4 separate regions of the Homo sapiens genome follow, and regions 1, 3 and 4 are each linked to region 2. A link is a contact called in ENCODE Hi-C or POLR2A ChIA-PET data. All regions are on one chromosome and are shown on one strand. Each heading gives the region's core, a stretch centred on a gene start or an enhancer-like site at or near the end of the contact. The rest is flanking DNA. Distances are from core to core; before and after follow the strand shown. Region 1 has its middle 40 kb from the start of CCR7. Region 2 holds the start of WIPF2 (WAS/WASL interacting protein family member 2). Region 3 holds the start of MIEN1 (migration and invasion enhancer 1). Region 4 has its middle 18 kb from the start of CCR7.

Region 1 (3,470 bases), core at 774-3,273, 390 kb after region 2:
TGGTGCTCCGCTCCACCTTGCCCCATTTTGCAGTGAAGTCCAGTGAAGAGAGCCCTGGGGGTGGAGCACTGGAGCTCAGGTCCCAGGCACTATCACTCCCTTGCTGTGTGACCTTGGGCAGGTCAGTTTACCCCTTTGGACTTTAGTTTCTTGACCTGCAAATTGGAGGGTTGGTCTAGATGAATGGCTTTCAACCCTGGCTGAATATTGGAATCACCTGGTGAGCTACAAAAATCAACATGATGCCAGTTGTTCTGGGATACACCCTGGGCATCAGCATTTTTAAAAGCTCTTCAGATGATCCCAGGCCAGGTGTGGTGGCTCACGCCTGTAATCCCAGCATTTTGGGAGGCTGAGGCGGGCGGATCATCTGAGGTCAGTTCGAGACCAGCCTGGCCAACATGGTGAAACCCTGTCTCTACTAAAAATACTAAAATTAGCCGGGTTTGGTGGCATATGCCTGTGCACGAGAATCACTTGAACCCAGGAAGCAGAGGTTGCAGTGAGCGGAGACCGTGCCACTGCACTCCAGCCTGGGTGACAGAGTGAGACCCCGTCTCAAAAAACAAAACAAAACAAAAAAAGAACCATTAGTCTGCCTAATGCTTATCAAAATTTAGAGTGCACAGGAGTCTTGTAAAAATTCGAGTGGAATTCAGAAAGTCTAGCATAGAGTCTGAGATTCCACATTTCCAACAAGCTCCCAGGCGATGTCCATGGACCACACCTTGAGTAGCAGCAAGTCTGTGTTGAATGTCCCCTTCCCTTGAACTTGCAAGTTGGATCCAAGCTCCAATCTACTCAGTCTGCTACTGTTCTTGTTTTGGTAGCTGGCTGTAGTTGCCTATTTCTGCCAATCTGCCAATAACATCATTGTTTCTAAGTTCTTTCTTTCCCCCCACCCTCTCTCACAAGAATTGTTTAAATCCTCACTCATCATTTGAATTCTAATGAGATGCTGTGGATTGAATCAAATAGGGATCTTCCCTTCAAGGGCAGTAAATAAGAGACAGAGCCAGGCTGTGATGTGAGTTCAAAATGGGGCAGAGGTCATTTTTAGCTGAGAGGATTGGAAGGGATCTACGTGGCTGATAATAACAGTGTACCACTGTCCAAGTGCTTTGTACTAGTTGTCTCATTTTATCCTCAAAACAACCCTACAGGTAAGCACTGGGAACGTTCCCCAGTTTACACACGAGGAAGCTAAAGCTTAAAGAGAAGCAGAGGTTTTTTGAAGGGGGCATAGCAAGCAAGGTGCAGCGCTGTAGCTTGAACTCAGGTGCCTGTGCTGACTTTTAGTCCACTTAGGGCATGGGTGGTATTTAAGCTGCATGCCTGACTAGACCCAACCAGACCCGATCAGACTCAGCCTTTTAGCACCAAGTCGTTTGGGCTAGGATGCGGTTTGTATGAGTTTAGTCTACCCCTCACTCACCTTCCATACCCCGACAGCCAGAAAAAGACAGGTGGTAACAGTTTCCACCTCTGGTTTCTGGGCCCAGACCTCCAGGCCTGTACACAGAGCCTGGGGCCTGGACTCACACTTTTCCCCAGTTGGCTGCCTGTCCCAGCATGGGTCTCTGCTGCCTACATCTTTGTCTGTTTGTATCATTTTATTTCCTTGGCGGGGAGCAGGCTGTGTGTCCAGGCTTTTGTAGGCTTGTCCCTTCTTAGGCACATAACCCCAAATAGTGCTTCATAGAAGGTTGCCCGAAACTACCATGATGACTGCAGATCCTAAACTCCTCAGATTCTGCTGGGTTCTTAGCTAAAATGGTATCCAACAGCCCAGCCCCATGGTTTTTCCAAGTTGACGAAACCCAGCTTGTCTCACCTTTTGATATCAGGGTTACAGGGTTGGGGTGGAGGTGAAGGGTGAGAAGGATCGGAGACCTCTGTGTTCCCCCACTAGAACTTGAGTTCCTAGAGACACGAACTTTGTCTTCTCATTTTTGAACTCCCAGTGAAGAATACAGTGCTGGGCAGAGAGATGTGTCACCGCCTTGTCAGACGAGTGCATGACAGAGACTTGGGTGCATTTTCTTTGTGCGTGGGGTGAATGGCAGTGTTGGTAGTGTGTTTGGCTTGGCTCTCACACAGGAGATTCACCTGCTATAGGTTTCAGCTTGTAGGCCCCGGAACCCTGTGGGTGCAGCTACTGGGAAATCTGTCTTTCACCACATCTTTTTGGGTTCTGTAGCTGCTCAGGAAGATGAGGTTTTCTTATATAGCCCCAGCCCCTGGAGATGCTGGGTGAGTTGTAGAATGCCAACTTCGAGAGCATTAAGAGAGACCCTGTAATGATTAGGCAGCCCTGGGATTGTAGAATGGGGAACCCATGGAAGGAGGAGACCCCCCCACTTTCTTACCTTTCAGAGAAGGGAATCATCTTATTGTAGCAGAAGTTTCTTAAAATTTTGCTTGGACATCTAACCTTGAAAACTGAGGTTAAGAAAGTGAAGGGCTTAGTCCATAGAAGGAATTTTCCTCTGCATGTAGTTTTTCTCCTATCACTACAAAAAAATATGAAGAAAAGAAACCAAATTCGTACCAAGGTGCTAAATGTGCCCTAGAATGTAAAGCAACTTTGCATTGGTCAACCGGACCCAGTCAGGGAAATATTTCCATTTATTCAACTTGTGTACCTAAGAGAGGTTTTTTTTTTCTTTTTTGAGACAGGGTCTCTCTCTGCTGGCCAGGCTGGAGTACAGTGTCACAGTCATGGGTCACTGCAGCCTCAATTTCCCAGGCTCAAGTGATCTTCCCATCTCAGCCTCCCTAGTAGCAGGGACTACAGGTGTGCACCAGCACACCTGGCTAATTTTTGTGTTTGTAGTAGAGATGGGGTTTCACCACATTGCCTAGGCTGGTCTCAAACTCCTGGGCCCAAGCAATCCATCTGCCTCGGCCTCTGAAAGTGCTAGTGTTACAGAAAAGGGGTCCTGATCCAGACCCCAAAAGAGGATTCTTGGATCTCACGCAAGAAAAAATTCAGGGCGAGTCCGCAGTGCAAAGCAAAAGCAAGTTTATTAAGAAAGTACAGTGGCGAAAGGACAGCTACTGCATAGACAGAGTAGGATGTTCCCAAAAGTTAGAGGAGGAACGCATCCACCCTAGGTACAATGCTTGTCTATATGAGGAGGTGTACTCTGCTATAAGGGTTTGTGATAAAGGATTAATTTTCTTAATTACTATATTTTGCAAGAGTCGATATTATTATCTTTAAAGTAAAACTAGGAATGCCTTTGTTCTCCAGATATCAGGACATCTGGACACTCCCAAGTCTGGGTCTGTTTTAGTAAACATTATTAGTTTGTTCCCTTAATCGTAAACATCTAGAGGCTAGGAATGCCTAACTTTCTGGGAATGCAGCCCAGCAAGTCTCAGCCTTATTTTCCTAGCCCTCACTCAAAATGGAGTTGCTCTGATTTGAACACCTCTGACACTAAGATTTTAGGCGTGAGCCACTG
Region 2 (3,939 bases), core at 1,203-3,702:
ATTCTTCTTGCTTTGCCCAAACTCTCCCTACAATGCTTTTCCTTCACTTCTTCCCTGGTCAATTCCTACCTGTCCCTCAAGTCTCACTTAGAATATGGGTATGGCCTCACTTAGTTACTTTCTTTTTTCTTCCTTTAGACAGGGTTTCACTCTATTGCTCGGGCTGGAGTGCAGTGGCCAATCATGGCTCAGCCCAGCCTTGATCTCCTGGGCTTAAGTGATCCTCCCATATCAGCCTCCCAAGTAGCTGGAACCACAGGCTCACACCACCGTGTCCAGCTAATTTTTTTTTTTTTTTTTGAGACAGAGTCTCACTCTCGTTGCCCAGGCTAGAGTGCAATGGAGTGATCTCAGCTCACCGCTACCTCCGCCTCCTGGGTTCAAGCGATTCTCCTGCCTCAGCATCCCAAGTAGCTGGGATTACAGGCATGTGCCAACACACCTGGCTAATTTTGTATTTGTAGTAGAGACGGGGTTTCACCATGTTGGTCAGGTTGGTCTCGAACTCCCCACCTCAGGTGATCTGCCCGCCTTGGCCTCCCAAAGTGCTGGGATTACGGGCGTGAGCCACCGTGCCCGGTTATATCCGGGTAATTTTTGTAGTAACAAGATTTCACCATGTTTCCCAGGCTGGTCTTGAACTTCTGGGCTCAAGCGATCCCCCCTGTCAGCCTCCCAAAGTGCTGGGATTACAGGCATGAGCCACTGCACTTGGGCCATTTACCTTTTTCATGAAGCCTATATCACTATTTCCCCAAGTCTGGGTGAGATGTCCCTATATTCATCCCAGCGGCTGCCCTTATCACAGAGTGTGTGATAGAGCATGGGGCTTTACATTAGCTACAGTGGGCAGTGAATGCCCTCTGAGGACGAAGCATTTGCAGTAAGGCTTGAAAAATGAGGAAGAGGCGGAGGATAGCCAGTACACAGTCCCTGAGGTGGGAACTGCTGAATGGGGTACATTGCAGTGATAGAAATCAGGTCCTCATAATGTAGAGTGAGTGAGGAGGGGACAGGCAGGGGATGAGGTTGAAGAGTTGGGAGGCTCTGGTAAGGTGTTTGGACCCACCATCTCCCTGGCTCCATCGCCCCACGTATGGCCATGCAGGATGTAGACAGCTGAAAATCTTTACCTCGTGTCCTTGATCCCTATGCCTGCTGTGTTCCCTGCCTTCTCTGATTAATAATAAAATTCCATTCATCCTTCAAGGCCCAGCTCCAAACCATTTAGGAAACCTCCTTCCATTCTTTAGCAGGAATTAATTGCTCCCTTGTCTGACGTCCCACAGCACTAATCACACGCTGACTTGTATCTCAGCTAGCTGTTTATGCCAGTCTGCCCACCAACGTAGTGAGTTCCCTGAGGGCAGAGGCTCTGTCTTAGTCACCTCTGTAGCCATCTCCTGGTGTTTAGCAGGTACTCAATGTGACATTTACTTGACTAGTGGGTGGTGCCTAGTACTACTCATGGCAGAATAGAAGGAAAACAAAAATAATAACAACTTATGCTCTATCACGTTTTCCCATTCATTAACTGATTTCAGCTTTGCAACAACTCTATGAGACAGACGGGACAGGCACTATTAGACCCATTTTACAGATAGGGTAGCTAAGGCCCAATGGCACACAGCTTGTAAGTAATGGGGACTAAGTCCCAATCTTGCCCCCTTACTTCGGATTCTGTGCTGGGAATGGAATTAAACCAAGAGTATTTTGAAGCTATAATGGAAAGCGCTTTTCTGGGTGGACTAGGGAGAGATACTTAGTCAGCTGTCAGGGTTTAACAGCAGCTCCATCAAAGAGGGCACAGGATTTCTCTCTCTGGCCCAAGCAGCTGGAGGGGTCCACAGCACCATCCTATAGCCCTGGAAGCTGGAGGAAACCCCAGCCCGAGAAAGAAGAGACGGTGTTCGAGTCAGGTGGGTAAGATGACGTAAATGATGACTTGTGAGCAGTGGCCTGCCTCTGTTGCCATGACAACCGGAGCTTGACTACTTGGCCTTTGCAAGGTTGGCCGAGGCGGGTTCTTCGTTAACTCGAGATTAAGGAAGGATATTTAGGGGGGAGGGTGTGTGTGTGTGCGGCGGATTAAAGACGAAAGGAGTATATTCAACAATGACTGTTTAGCTCAGTGGTTCTCCACCTTGGCAACACGTTAGAATCACCTGCAACAATTTCCTGATGCCTAGGCTGCACCCCAGAATTAAATTATAATTTCCAGGGGTGGGAACCAGGCATCATAGTATTTAAATCTTGCCAGGTGATTCCAATTGCAGCTAAAGTTGCAAACCCAGCTTTTAGCTGGTAAGCGGAATTCCTGTGACCTTCCTAAGATGGCGTCCACTCAACCGCTTCCGCCTTTACGTGGGCCGGCAGGGGGCGGGCTTCCCAGGGGCGCATGCGTCTCGCATCTCTCCGCTCCCTGCTCTCTCCTCCTTTTTCCCCCGCCTCCATTTTGTTCGCGGACGCTGGGGACGGTGGGAGCAGATCCATTTCCGGGTTGGCAAAAGGGGCGGTGGCGGCGGCGGCGGCGGCGGCGGCGGCGGCGACGGCGAGAAAGAGCTTGCCGGGGGGCGAGCAGGACAGGACGAAGCCGGAGTGTAGGCGGCAGAGGATTCGCTCCCAGAGCAGCTGCGGCCAGGTCGGAAAGAGGCCGGGGCGGCTGGGTCAGTCGCTGAAATGACCTGCGGACCTGAGTGGGAGGGAAAGTCGCGGGGAGGGGGGCTCGGGGCGGGGCTTGAGAAGAGAGGGGGGCATTAGAGGAGGGGCCGGAGGGGGAGAGGGGTCTTGCGGGTGGGGCCTGAGGGGCGGGGGGCCGGGGGACTGTATCGGAAGAACCTGGAGGAGAGAGGGCGTGGGGAATCTGGGGAGGAGTGGTCGAATATTGGTATGGGGCGAGCGGGGACTGGAAAAATGGGGAGGAACGTTTTTGAGAGACAGGCAATAAGGGCTCCTGAAGGGTTGGGTGAGTTAAGGCGGCAACTCTGTGAGGAACGAGGTAATCGTGCGCAAAAAGGGAGACGGGAACGGAGGACCTGTTGGGAACGGCTAATTAGCAGGATGCTGTGGGTGAGGAGTCCAGTGTGACATTTTGGGGATTGAGTTAGGTGAAAGCTAGTGTTTGGGAAGATGGCTCGGGAAACTGCTTACACTAGAGGGAATCTTGAGAGCGTTCTTTGAAAAGGAATCAGAATTTAGTTAAAGGTTGGATTGAGAATGTTAAGATGCGCATTGGAACGTCTGGAGTTGAGGGTTCATGTTGAAGTGGTGTGAAGTGAGGGAAGATGGAATTTTTTTTTTTTTGTTTTAAAGGTGGGGTCTGGCTATGTTGCTCAGACTAGTCTTGAACTCCTGGGCTCAAGCGATCTTCCCACCTTGGACTCCCAGAGTGCTGGGATTACAGGTGTGAGCCACTGCACCCGGCCAAGATGGAAATGTTAAAGTGTTCAGCATGGCAGTGTGTATGGTCGAGTTTTTTATCAGGAAGGAAAGTTCTTAAAAATAGCATTGAGGCAAGGAACTGATATGTGATGGAATTCTTTTTTCTTTTTTTTTCTTTTAAGAGACGTGGTCTCACTCTGTCGCCCGGGCTGGAGTGCAGTGGCATGATCATGGCTCCTTAAAGCCTCGACCTCCCGGGCTGAAGTGGTCCTTCCACCTAAGCCCCGCCAATAGCTGGGACCACAGGTGTGACCACTACTCCCGCCTAACGTGTGTGTGTGTATATATATATATATATATATATATATATATATATATATATATATGTATATATATATATTTTTTTGTTGTTGTTGTTGGAGACAGAGTCTTGCCCTGTTGTCCAGGCTAGTCTGGAATTCCTGGGCTCAAGTGATCCTCCTGTCTCGGCCTCCGCAAGTGCTGGGATTACAGGGATGAGCCACTGTGCCTGGCCCAGAATTCGTTTTTTTTTTTTTT
Region 3 (3,811 bases), core at 541-3,040, 490 kb before region 2:
GAGTGGCTGGGAATCTTCAGAAAGCTTGGATGAGGAGCCAGACATCCAGTTCTCCAGCTTCAGGGTTGGGGGAGATCGGGAAGCTGGATTCAGATCTGAGAGCCCTTTGACGACCAGATCATTCTTATTTAGAACGAACTAATTCCTAAGGCCACTCACCAGAATGGGGTTATTTCCTCCTTGTGAGTGAGGAGAGTGGTGGGTAGGGTGGGGGAAAGACGAGGCAGGGTCTACTGTGGGACTCATTTTCCTTGCCTTGGCTATGCCAGAGGAGCTCACTGACCTAAGGAGTAGCTGTCCAGAAAGCCCACCCAGCCAGCACAGCCACCCTGGCGGTGCAAAGGCTGGGCTGACCGGACTTCTGTGCCCCCCACATTCCCAGACTGGACGTATAAAAACACACACTAGTTAGCATTAGTGTTTGTAGCGCCACTTTACTGCCAATAGCTGACATTGCCCTGGGTTAGGGGAGAATAAATAAAATCTGTGGCATCAGACAGGTATTACCGAGGCGAAGAGTGGACTGGGCTTTCGTGGGCACTTACCCTGGGAAGGGGGTATGAGGTGGCTGGAGAAGTGTTCATGGAGAGTGTCTCTCTCCTGCCCCCAAGGCCACGGAATCTTCTATTCCTTCTTTGTACCCAAAGGGCAAAGTGGAGGCCAGGGTCTCTTTGCTAAGGAGCTAAGTAGGGGAAAGAGGCAGGGGGAGCTCCCAGCAGGACCAAAGGGAGACCAAGGTTTGGACCCCAGAACAGAGCAGGAACCCAGAGTCCTGTGCAGTCACAGGATGACGCAGGGAGGACGGCTGTTGGTGATCTTTTCTAGGGTTTCTCCATTACTGGCTCTTCGGATGGCCTCAATGAGCTAGAGGAGTGGAATGACAGGATGATGCACTGTTGGGGTAGGGTGACCAAGAGGTCCTCCCAACGCTGTAAATACTCACATCTTTCTCATAGGGAAAGCCCCCATTCTCCAGCTTGGAGAACACCAGCTGTCCATTTATCTCTATCTCAAAGGCACCTGGTAAGAAATCAACAGATAAATGGTACACTGAGAACATAGGCAGAAGTCAGGAGTTCCTCCAAAGGGGTCCCCCGCCTTCAAGTCCCCCATCAATCCCACTGGAGACCCATTTGTAGCTCCTTAAGCAATTCCCCAACCCTGGGTCAACTCCAGGGAACCTGAGGGAGGCCTCGCCTGTGTGCCCCTCGCAACACTCAATAAAGGACTCCCTCCCCTCCAACCCTACACGATTGCAGTCTAATAGGTTTTTCCCCACAGGCCTCTGTGACACCCCCTGACCTATGGAAGGGAACTCATGTTGGCCGGACATTTTACCATGTGCCAGGCACTGCGGGCACTTTACATAAAGCAGCCAATGTCAGAACTAGAAAGCGGGAGAGCTGGGATTCAGAGCACAGACTGACCCAGCAGGTGTTCTGCGAGCCTCACCTGTGCCCCCGAGGCGCGACTCGATCTCGATGCCCGGATACTGCTCCTTCACAGCACTGGCCAGCTCCAGGTAGGTCGCCTCGAAGCCGCAGGGTTCACTGGGGAGTCAAGAGATGGGGCTGGGCTGGGGATTCGGGGGTGGGGCCTCCCGTGGACCCACCTCCGTCCGGCCCGCGGGACCAGGGTGCGGGTCCTCCAGCCGGGGCCGCTCACCAGTACTCCACCACGATGCGGACCCCACTGCCCGGCTCGACCTCCTCGGGAGGGGGCGCTACGGACGTCTGCCCCGGCTCCCCGCTCATCGCGGCCGGCTCCGCTCGGGCCCCTGCTTCCGGGTGTGACGCGAACCGCGGGCACGTGACGGGGCGGGGCCTCTGGAGCGGGGAGGGGCCGAGGGTGGCGTTCGGGCGCCCCCTGCGGGTCTCCGCCACTGCTACGTTTTGACCTCGTAGGGCAGCTCCGGAGCTCGCTCCCCGGGCAGGGGCTGGGTCCGGTCCAGACCCTCCTTCCCTGGCCCGGTCTCCCGGAGTGCCGGGCTTCCCCACTCCCCACTCCCGGTGTCCGCTGGACTTCATGGCTTCATTTACTCTAATGGACTATCTTAGACTGCAAAGCGCTTTTCAGTTTACAAAAGAAAGAGAAAGTGGTGGGGCAAGCATCCTGGGGATGGGGGTGGGTGTGGCTGATGCATGAAATAGTTGACATTTTCTCGCTAACATGCCGATGGCATTTTTTTTTTTTTTTTTTTTGAGACGGAGTTTCGCTCTTGTTGCCCAGGCTGGAGTGCAATGGCGCGATCTCGGTTCACTGCAACCTCTGCCTCCCGGGTTCAAGCGATTCTTCTGCCTCAGCTTCCCGAGTAGCTGGGACTACAGGCGCGTGCCACCGCACCCGGTTAATTTTGTATTCTTAGTAGAGACAGGGTTTCATCATGTTGGTCAGGCTGGTCTCGAACTCTTGACCTCAGGTGATCCACCAGCCTCGGCCTCCTAAAGTGCTGGAATTACAGACATGAGCCACCGCGCCTGGCCCAGTTTTTTGTTTGTTTGTTTGTTTGTTTTAGTAGAGACAGGGTTTCACCATGTTCGCCAGACTGGTCTCGAACTCCTGACCTCAAATGATCTGCCTGCCTTGGCCTCCCAAAGTGCTGGGATTACAGGCGTGAGCCACCACGCCCGGTGCTGATGGCATTTGGAACCACCCTGTAGTTACATACACAAGTGTTTCTGATCCCAAAGCTCTAAACTGCTTTTTCCAGTCTTTTGCAGCTGCTTCTTGCCTGCACTGGAAAACAGTAGATGCTCTTCAGGCTCTGTGCCCCCAACAGTTTCTGCGCATCCCTTCTCATCCAGCCTCTCACTGGGGGGCTGGCGTCATTATTCCCATTTTGCAGCTCTGGAAATGGAGTCTGCACAAGTCCTCGCTGCCTTTTCCCTGCCTACAGTACCACTATGGTATCCTAACACGCCACCCACTCTAGTGTCCCTTTAGGCTATTTATTTATTTATTTATTTATTTTGAGATGGAGTCTCACTCTGTCACCCAAGCTTGAGTGCAGTGGCGCGATCTTGGCTCACTGCAACCTCCACCTCCTGGGTTCAGGCGATTCTCCTGCCTCAGTCTCCCTAGTAGCTGAGATCATAGGTGCCAGCCACCACGCCCAGCTAACTTTTGTATTACTATTATTATTATTTTTTTGAGACAGAGTCTTGCTCTGTTGGCCAGGCTGGAGTGCAATGGTGCGATCTCGGCTTACTGCAACCTCTGCCTTCCGGCCTCAAGTGAGTCTCCTGTCTCAGCCTCCTGAGCAGCTGGGATTACAGGTGCCCACCACCAAGCCAGCTAATTTTTCTATTTTTAGTACAGATGGGGTTTCACCATGTTGGCCAGGCTGGTCTCGAACTCCTGAAGTTGTGATCTGCCCATCTTGGCCTCCCAAAGTGCTGGGATTACAGGTGTGAACCACTGCACCCGGGCTCATTTTTTTTTTTTTTAAACCAGGCAGGTCGTAGTGGCTCACACCTGTAATCCCAGCGTTTTGGGAGGCCAAGGTGGGCGGATCACTTGACGCCAGGAGTTCAAGACCAGCCTGGCCAACTCGACAAAACCCTGTCTCTACTAAAAATACAAAAATTAGCTGGGTGTGGTGGCGCACCAGCTACTCCAGAGGCTGAGGCAGGAGAATCGCTTGAACCTGGGAGGTGGAGGTTGCAGTGAGCTGAGATCTCACCACTGCACTCCAGCCTGGGTGACAGAGTGAGACTGTGTTCCAAAAAAAAAAGAAAAGAAAAGAAAAGAAAGAAAATGCAGTGATTTGTACTGTTGCCTAACCATCACTACAATCCAGTTACAGAATGTT
Region 4 (3,702 bases), core at 1-2,500, 360 kb after region 2:
GGCTTGAAGGCCCATCAACCTAGTCCTGGGCCTTGAGGAGCTTGACAAGCAATGGAAAATAGCATGGGCATCCACATCTCCAAGCACATCCTTATACCTCATCTCATTTAGCCCTCGGGCTGCCCTGTGTGGCAGGTTTCCATTCTATGATTGAGGAAGCTGAGACTTGAAAGGAAAGTGACTTGATATTTGACTCTAAGCTAAGGGGCTTTTCCCACTATGCCAGGCTGCCTTTACTGATGTTGGGCATGGTCGGAAGAGCTCAGACCACGGCTGCCCCCTCTCTTCCTGGGAAAGACACCCTCAGACAGGTCTTTACATCCCATCCTGTTTTACGAAGGTTTCTGAGAATGAGCAGGGAGAAGGACCTACAAGTAACCTTTATAGTCATTCAGTCCAACCACCTCACTGATGACTTGGTTACCCAGAGGATAAAGAAAAGCTTAGCTTACCAGAAACTCCAGCCCCTGTTATTATGAAAAAGAACAGGACAAGTCTTGAGACCCCTAGAGGAGGCCTCTGATCTGGAGAGAATCGACAGAGGAGCCAGACCCAGAGTCCCCTGGAGGGAGCCAGGTCTGCAGAAGCTCAGAAACTCAGTCCTGCCTTTCTTGCATATGGAGTCCATGGTCATAGTAGCAGTGTCCTGGCTCTACCCAGAGTGTCCAATGGCTTCCTGTCCCTCTGGACTTGTCATTTAGTGGGCAAAGTCCAAGATCACACCTCTCACTCCTGCCCCCACCTCTTGCCCCTGTTTTATCTCACTTGGGAATAATCTGTTCCCATGTGAAGCCAACGAAAATGAGCCTCCACCAGTGTGGGGTAACCCAACAGGCAGATTTGGTATGGACACAGGGCCCCAGCCAGATGAAGACATCCCAAAGTTGAGAAGAGTTCAGTAATCAGAAAATCTAAAAAGATGCTCTTTTAATTTCAGCACACATGTACATTTTGTGTTGTCTGGTGAGTATTAGGAATTATATTTGGAGAGAGACTGCAATCTTTATAGGGTTCAGGGCCTTTTAAGGTCTTACTCGGACCTTGGACAACCAAGAGGGAAAGGGCCAACAGGTGTGAGGAAAATAAGTTGTGAGGCTGCAGGGAGGAAGAGGATGGCTCACCAGGATGAAGAAAAGGGAAGGAGAGGAGCTCTCAGTGGTGCAATTGGTTAGCGTGTGGCACTTACATGAAAAGGGAAGGAGGGCTTGGCACAGGCTAGCGGGAAGCCTCAGGTCACCCTGACACCTGTTGCCATGGCCCGGCGGCGGTTTCCTGACTTGTCAGGACGTGTGCACAGAGAGAACAATGGGTTTGCCTTGACAGGAAGATGCTTCCTGTTTTGCTGCATGGGTTCATTGTTGGGCATTAAGAGGGAGGGGTCTATGTGTCTGTGTTTTTCGTGTTGCCAAAAGCTCTCTGAGGGGAGAAGTGGGGGTGAGTGAGGACGGGGGTCTGAGGAAAGGTGAAAGGGAAAGGAAGGGAGCAGTTATTCTTCCAGAATTGCTCAGCCAAACCTCACGCCATTCTAGTTTCAGCCAACCAGAGAGGGTGGGGCTGGCCCTGCTGTCCTACTGTCCCCAAGAGCTCTAAGCCCAGAGCTTTTGTGCATGACTGAGGGCTGCCCAGAATCCCTCCTTTTGTTCCCCAGTGAGACCCGGTGGTGACCTTTATCTTGGCAAGGTGGCAAGGGCGACAGGAAACTTGGACTGAAATAACCTCTGTGGTGAAAGCAGGGGTGGGAAATGTTGAGGCTGGTCTCATGGCGAGTGATAAATTAGACATCCAAGATGCCCACTCCCCACCTCCAGCCTGCCCATTGCTGGGCCAACCCTGCACATTCACAACCGAAATTGTACATTTTTAAAATTTATTTTTTATTCTTTTTAAAAAATTTTCCATACGTTATTGGGGTACAGGTGATATTTGGTTACATGAGTAAGTTATTTAGTGGTGATTTGTGAGATCCTGGTGCACCCATCACCCGAGCAGTATACACTGCACCATATTTGTTGTCTTTTATCCCTTGCCCCTTCCTGCTCTTCTCCCCAAGTCCCCGAAGTCCATTGTATCATTCTTATGCCTTTGCGTCCTCATAGCTTAGCTCCCACATGTCAGTGAGAACATACAATGTTTGGTTTTCCATTCCTGAGTTACTTCACCTAGAATAATAGTCTCCAATCTCATCCAGGTCATTGCAAATGCTGTTAATTCATCTCTTTATGGCTGAGACTAATCAGATGGAATACTATTCCATTATACATATATATACTACAGTTTCTTTATCCACTCGTTGATTGATGGGCATTTGGATTGGTTCCATGATTTTGCAACTGTGAATTGTGCTGCTATAAACATGTGTGTGCAAGTATCTTTTTCGAATAATGACTTCTTTTCCTCTGGGTATACCCAGTAGTGGGATTGCTGGATCAAATGGTAGTTCTACTTTTAGTTCTTTAAGGAATCTCCACACTGTTTTCCTTAGTGGCGTACTAGTTTACATTCCTACCAGCAGTATAGAAGTGTTCCCTGATCACTGCATCTCTGTCAACATCTACTGTTTTTTGATTCTTTGATTATGGCCATTCTTGCAGGAGTAAGGTGGTATCGCATTGTGGTTTTGATTTGAATTTCCCTGATCATTAGTGATGTTGAGCATTTTTTCATGTTTGTTGGCCATTTGTATATCTTCTTTTGAGAATTGTCTATTCATGTCCTTAGCCCACTTTTTGATGGGATTGTTTGTTTTTTTCTTACTGATTTGAGTTTGTTGTAGATTCTGGATATTAGTCCTTTGTCAGATGTATAGATTGTGAAGATTTTCTCCCACTCTGTGGGTTACCTGTTTACTCTGCTGACTGTTCCTTTTGCCATGCAAAAGCTCTTTAGTTTAATTAGGTCCCAGCTATTTATCTTTGTTTTTATTGCAATTGCTTTTGGGGTTTTGGTCATGAAATCCTTGCCTAAGCCAATGTCTAAAATAGTTTTTCCAATGTTATCTTCTAGGACTTTTACAGTTTCAGGTCTTAGGTTTAAGTCCTTAATCCATCTTGAGTTGATTTTTGTATAAGGTGAGAGATGAGGATCCAATTTCATTCTCCTACATGTGGCTAGCCAATTATCCCAGCACCATTTGTTGAAAAGGGTGTCCTTTCCCCACTTTATGTTTTTGTTTGCTTTGTTGAAGACCAGTTGGCTGTAAGTATTTGGGTTTATTTCTGGGTTCTCTATTCTGTTCCATTGGTCTATGTGCCTATTTTTATACCAGTACCATGCTGTTTTGGTGACTATGGCCTTATAATATAGTTTGAAATCAGGTAGTGTGATGCCTCCAGATTTGTTCTTTTTGCTTAGCCTTGCTTTGGCTATGTGGGCTCTTTTTTGGTTCCATATGAATTTTAGAATTGTTTTTTCTAACTCTGTGAAGAATGGTGGCAGTATTTTGATGGGGATTACATTGAATTTGTAGATTGCTTTTGGCAGTGTGGTCATTTTCACAATATTGAGTCTACCTATCCATGAGCATGGCATGTGTTTCCATTTGTTTGTGTTGTCTGATTTCTTTCAGTAGTGTTTTGTAGTTTTCCTCGTAGAGGTCTTTTGACTCCTTTGTTAGGTTATTCCTAAGTATTTTATTTTTCTTGGAGCTATTGTAAAGCTATTTATTTTTCTTGGAGCTATTCTTGAGTTCTTGATTTGATCTCT

Evidence for each region. A loop is a pair of places that touch in the nucleus more often than their neighbours do. ChIA-PET counts read pairs that join two places held with the same protein, here RNA polymerase II (POLR2A). Pooled maps may share reads with other maps.
Region 1: a loop to region 2 is called in a pooled map, with 2.0 times the contacts of the local background. The contact joins the enhancer-like site here to the promoter of WIPF2 in region 2. A Hi-C loop is called at or near these places in 1 of 37 single-sample maps with no recorded cell type and 4 of 50 pooled maps. POLR2A ChIA-PET finds 5 or more read pairs at or near these places in 1 of 52 experiments (T-cell).
Region 3: a loop to region 2 is called in a pooled map, with 7 times the contacts of the local background. The contact joins the promoter of MIEN1 here to the promoter of WIPF2 in region 2. A Hi-C loop is called at or near these places in 6 of 50 pooled maps. POLR2A ChIA-PET finds 5 or more read pairs at or near these places in 2 of 52 experiments (activated CD4-positive, alpha-beta T cell and activated naive CD4-positive, alpha-beta T cell).
Region 4: a pooled map shows a loop between it and region 2 (4-fold over the local background). The contact joins the enhancer-like site here to the promoter of WIPF2 in region 2. A Hi-C loop is called at or near these places in 1 of 37 single-sample maps with no recorded cell type and 2 of 50 pooled maps. POLR2A ChIA-PET finds 5 or more read pairs at or near these places in 1 of 52 experiments (T-cell).

What each region holds. Positions count from the first base shown.
Region 1 is chr17:40,603,473-40,606,942 of GRCh38, forward strand. No RefSeq gene overlaps it. Among named protein-coding and RNA genes, the nearest start is that of CCR7, 40 kb to the left of the region's middle. Within about 2 kb of position 2,024, at least 4 of the 41 ENCODE cell types and tissues checked have a DNase peak (open chromatin) inside an H3K27ac peak, as active enhancers do.
Region 2 is chr17:40,216,852-40,220,790 of GRCh38, forward strand. WIPF2 (WAS/WASL interacting protein family member 2) reads left to right here and starts at 2,453. Exons shown (of 8, transcript NM_133264.5): 1 at 2,453-2,641. RefSeq lists enhancers at 1,794-1,843, 2,284-2,393, 2,294-3,072.
Region 3 is chr17:39,728,742-39,732,552 of GRCh38, forward strand. It overlaps MIEN1 (migration and invasion enhancer 1), which reads right to left and starts at 1,791. Exons shown (of 4, transcript NM_032339.5): 1 at 1,666-1,791; 2 at 1,453-1,550; 3 at 944-1,020; 4 at 1-864. The coding sequence starts at 1,754. The coding sequence ends at 781. RefSeq lists a silencer at 1,473-2,032.
Region 4 is chr17:40,581,206-40,584,907 of GRCh38, forward strand. No RefSeq gene overlaps it. Among named protein-coding and RNA genes, the nearest start is that of CCR7, 18 kb to the left of the region's middle. RefSeq lists enhancers at 1,019-1,158, 1,179-1,428 and a silencer at 1,187-1,332. Within about 2 kb of position 1,251, at least 11 of the 41 ENCODE cell types and tissues checked have a DNase peak (open chromatin) inside an H3K27ac peak, as active enhancers do.